Regions from separate parts of the Homo sapiens genome. Here region 1 is linked to region 2. Evidence: chromatin loops called from intact Hi-C (ENCODE). Cell type or tissue: IMR-90. All regions are shown on one strand.

Region 1 (2,500 bases), 570 kb after region 2:
AGCAAAAAGGTTATTAAAGATAACATTTTTGTAAAATTTGAAATGGGCACTTTTTTTCCATGTTTATAATTTTATAAAACCAAATCAATCAATCAATTATCATATTGATAGAACTTAACATGAAGTCATGTTGATAAAATTAAATGTACAGTGCAAATATACATATTTCATTATAAGTGTCTTCCAAGCCTATTTGGATATCAGAGTCATCTGTGAAGACTGTTAAAGCTTAGATGCCTCAATTCCATATATCACTGCTACTTACTTTAGGCAAGTCACCTAAACTCTCTGTGCCTCAGTTACCTCATCTGTAAAATGGGGATAACAGCCCTATCTTCCTAACAGGAATGTTATGCTGATTAAATGAGTTAATGTATGTAAGGTCTTTTGAAAGTTCCTGGTACGTTAAAAAAGAAACACATGCCGACATGTAGTGATTGCTATTCTTATTCCCTGTGTAAGTTACTTGGATCTTTATTTCCAGGGATTTTGGTCTGGCTCTCACTATGGGTTTATTCCTAGAGGGAGCTCAGTTTTCCTAGCCAGGTACTGTGAATTTGGGGTTAAATGGAGAGAAAATGTTGTGCATGATGCTGTGGCTGTTGGGGCAGTACTTCTATTAGTATGTGTGTAGGGCAGCTGAGGGGCAAGACAAGGCATTCAGAGATCATACTTTGGAACTGGAAGCAGGTCATCCTGTACCCTAATAATTCCCAAATGGGATTTAGCTTTGTCATTTCCCCAAAGTGTTCCATGGCCTACTGAAACATGTATTTTCTAAATGAAAATAGATTTGTTTATGCAACCATAAATATAACTTTGAATTTATTTCAAAGCATAGATTTGAAACCTTAAAATATGACAACAAAATGGGGAACTAATCTTGGACACAAATAAGCTTTGGCAAATATCGTGACAGGTCCCACTGAAGCTGAATGACTGTGCAGGTTGATACACTGGACATTTTCGGTGAAACCTGTGTGAACAGACAACTGGAGGGTCAGATGATTTATCCTCTCCCCAGTACCTTGGCACAAGGTAAAACTTCTCGATGTTTGATGCAACCTAGAAGGGGTTGGTTACAGTAAACAAATGAAGTTACCATTTCTTATGCGGAGAAAGGAGAGGGTTGAACAGAATGTGTACAATTTTAGAAAGTCCACCTGGAATTTTGGCCTGAGATACATGCTTTATTATGGAAGAATTTTTCTGGTATTATTAAGAATTTTTATGCATGGTGACAGTTATCAATTTATTGCCTTTCAGCTCCAAATCTACCCTTATATTACCTGTTCTGAAATAACAGACAAGACTCTTTGAAGTCTTTCCTCTGTAGTAAGCATGATGCTAAGTTTGTCAGTAGAGGGCGCTGGAGGGCCGTGGCAGGAGGAAGGAGTTTCCTTTCACGGTTCCAGTAAGTTGCAGGTTTTTTGCTTCTTGCTCTTTCTGCGTTGCTGCCAAACTGCACTGTCCCAGCCATGCACCCAGACTGTGCTGCCTGACTTCCTGCAAACTCAAGGCCCCATCTTAGCTCAGTAATCACCTCACTGTGGCCCCCCTGATGTGGATGCCAGGTGCCTAGGCCTCCTGTAGGCCTGCCAGGAAACTGCCTGCCAAAGCCCCACTGCCTCAGTGTGCCCTCCCGCCAAGCTCCCCCTGCTTGAGGAAGTGTGCTTCTTGTTTATACATCGACTATGAACCAGGTCTGGCCCAGGCAATGCAGCCAGTGGCTCCACCATCCAGTACGCTCCAAACACATCTTCTGGAATAGGTTTAAATCCCAGCCTCAGGAAGACGGCCCCCTTGCCAAGTTATTCCTTTCTTGGGTCCCAGGGAATTCTTTGGAACAGGGGTCCTCAATACCATCTGTTAGATTTTGTAAATAAAGACTTACTGGAATACAGGCATGCACACTGATTTATAATTTGTCTCTGGCTGCTTCGATGCTGTAATGGCAGAAACAAATAGTTGCAACAGAGACCCAATTGTCCAGAAAGCGTATGCTCCGTACTATCGGACTCTTTACAGAAAAAAATTTGCTGACCTCTATTTGAGAGTTGTCTTTTCTCTCTTTATAGTCACTTCATAGTTATAGTTAATCATTATTTTTTGACCAGGCGTGGTGGCTCATTCCTGTAATCTCCCAGCACTTTAGGAGGCCAAGACAGGTGGATTGCTTAAGTCCAGGAGTTCAAGACCAGCCTGGGCAATGTGATGAAACCCCATTGCTACAGAAAGTACCAAAAATTAGCCAGGCATGGTGGTGTGCAGCTGTGGTCCCAGCTACTTGGAAGGCTGATGTGGGAGGATGCCGTGGGACCTTGAGCCTGCAGTGAGCCATGATTGTGCCACTGCACTCCAACCTGGGTGACAGAGTGAGACCCTGTCTCAAAAAAAAAAAAAAATTATCATTATAACTTATATTAAAATTTCCCAGTTCAAATTACTATGTTGTTTCTGTCTCCTGGTTAGACCTCATTGATAAATGCAATATATACTG
Region 2 (2,500 bases):
ACGTGGTGAGCTGGCTACACACACAGCCTTCCACCTCGGCAGGGAAACTGCACAGTGAGGAGCACAGGGGCAGTCACAGCCAGTTCCTGGGCTCATAATCGACGACATTGGTCTTGTCCATTTGGACAGATCCACAGGATTCTAGAGAGAGGTTAAGAATGAAAGTGTAATGGTGATCATAAACCGCAGGAACAAAATGTATATACCTATTTATTTTTATTCTCACTTCATCCTAAAAAGGATTTAAAGTTCCTTTCATAGATGAAAATAATAGGACAAAATAAAATAAATTTAAACATAAGAAAGATGAAACAAAGGGAAGAAAAACAATGGTGGAATGCAGCAGTAATAAACCTACATGACGTCACAGCCCTTCCTTCACCTCCCCAGCCCCAGCTAAGAAGATGGACCCTCATGGTATGGGCAAGAAATTTCAGGATGAGATAATGCCAAGTCTGATTTTTCTCCAATTTGTGTAAATTCAACGGAAATTTCAGGCTGCTGCTTCGAGTAGAAATAAGCTCTAATTATCCTTTTGATTTTCATATCATTTTCAATAAGTCAGCAGTGCTATTGCGGTCAATCAACCGGAAATCAGGGAAAGAAATCTCACATTTTCTGTGCCTTCCTTATTGTTTTAAGCGTGCTTCTGAAATGCTTTAAAATCATTGTCTTCAGAGTGTTTGTTAGTGCAGAGAAAAAAGGAGAGGATCTGGAATGGTTAAGCATACTGTTGTCTGTGATTTATCAAACCACACACGCAGACTTACTATTGAAGGAGAGACAATACCATCTAAACCAGCATGGGAGTTATTGTTTGATTTGATACTGAGCTTTTCTGTGTTTATTGGTCATCTTTGGTCTCATGAAAAATTTATTCTATGTCTAAGGGAGCTCCAATATAAATAAACACTAGAAATACATTTGTAGGAGGCTGTTCTCTAGAATAACTCAGTATTGCTCTCTGCATGGGGCATCACCTGCTGAATAAACCCAAAACCATCATCTGGGGAGTCGCTCTAGGTAAACTTCCTTGAGGTAAGCTGTGCTGTAGAGATAGGAACCTCTAATCATGTTTCAAATACTAAACATACCAGTGTGCTTTTCTTTTAAAAAGAGGAATCCTATTCACTTGACTTTATTTGTTTTTGAAAAAAAAAATGAACCCTTTATTTGGAGAATATTTTAGAAATTTAGGGCAAGGAAAATATTCTGCTCCTAGATGAGTGCTTTTGCTTGTATGATCCTGCACTGACAGTGAACAATACAGTAGATGAATTACTGATTTATTTATTTAAAAGCGAATGCACTGGATTTAAAAACAGCTTGCCTACAACAAAGAAATATGCCCCTTAAGGTTATTTAGTCCATTTATTGCTGATACTAATTAAACAATGACCTAGGCTTTTCACAGAGTGATTACTCTTAATGAAAAATTAACTATGGTCTCCTAATAAAGATAGCACACAAAACAAGTTGTACAGAGTGGTGTGACCTGACCTAGGATATCGCGTGTAAGTGCGACAGCTCCTGTAGATGGCAGTGGAGCACTTCCGCAAATGCTTTGGCCTGGCGTTCTGGGCCTGGGGTTGAGGGATGCAAAGGATAAAAGCTGCAGCAAGAGCAGGCGTGCCCTCCAGCCAGCAAGTTAACTAAGCTGCTGGTTCACTACTGCACTTCATAGTTGCCCTCTAAATGATTTTTTTCTGAACTCAGCAAAAGTACAAAGTGTTCCTGCCTGCACCCCAAATTGTCCTTTTAGTGAGGTAGGTTTTTATGTTTTATGCTTTCTATTTTTTGAATTTCAGAGTTATTTTGGAGATCTGACCTAAACATTCCTCTTCTTGAATTGCAAAAGCAATTAGCTTAGCTGCTCACACTCTTAAAGAGAGAATAAAAATCTCCTAAATGGAGACAATCGTAAACTACATCTGTCATACAAGTCAATGCAGCACAATCCAAAATAAAGATCTGTCAGCATAAACTATAACCAGATTTCATAGTCCTTAACTTTTTCTCTTGCTTGGATTGTTTTCCTTCTTTCCTTTTCTCTTAAGCCTTTTATTAAAAACTGTCCTCCGCTATGCTCACAGGAGCTACATGACTGAAATTGGAAAAGCAATCTAGCAATCACAGATTTAGGTAATTTTTAATGAAATTAAGATATTATATCGATTATTTTTGTCATTGTTTTGGCCTTTGAAGCTCAATCAGCGTTATATTCTATTATAGAGGAATGGTTGTTCTGAAAGAATTTGTGGAGTTGTGCCTGTCATTTCAGGATGAATTTCCTCGCTCAGCTCCCCCAAATTTCCCATTCTTTCAGCAGCAAGAGGGAACACTGCATGCACAGTGTTAACTTCACACATTCCTGACATACTTGCTACATTAACAGAGCTATGTTCCAGGGAATTGAAATATCTATTGTAACTGTAGGAAGGGCTTTCTTCCCATAACTTTTACCTTGTACCCAGAAAATGTATGTCAAGAATCAAGAAAT

The links. A loop is a pair of places that touch in the nucleus more often than their neighbours do. Peaks named below come from ENCODE experiments on the same cell type or tissue, not always from the same donor. Only the 100,000 strongest peaks of a DNase experiment are listed, where the experiment ranks them.
Region 1: a loop joins it to region 2, with 8 times the contacts of the local background. A loop is called at or near these places in 4 of 110 quality-filtered maps.

The regions. Positions count from the first base shown.
Region 1 is chr12:59,112,571-59,115,070 of GRCh38, forward strand. LRIG3-DT (LRIG3 divergent transcript) reads left to right here. Exons shown (of 6, transcript NR_183518.1): 4 at 920-1,038. Among named protein-coding and RNA genes, the nearest start is that of LRIG3-DT, 190 kb to the left of the region's middle. RefSeq lists an enhancer at 1,443-1,702. In IMR-90, a CTCF peak has its summit at 1,365 (motif pointing right); a DNase peak (open chromatin) is centred at 1,391.
Region 2 is chr12:58,539,134-58,541,633 of GRCh38, forward strand. No RefSeq gene overlaps it. Among named protein-coding and RNA genes, the nearest start is that of LINC02388, 240 kb to the right of the region's middle. RefSeq lists enhancers at 1,413-1,707, 1,437-1,606. In IMR-90, a CTCF peak has its summit at 1,537 (motif pointing right); a DNase peak (open chromatin) is centred at 1,568; H3K27ac peaks cover 982 bases.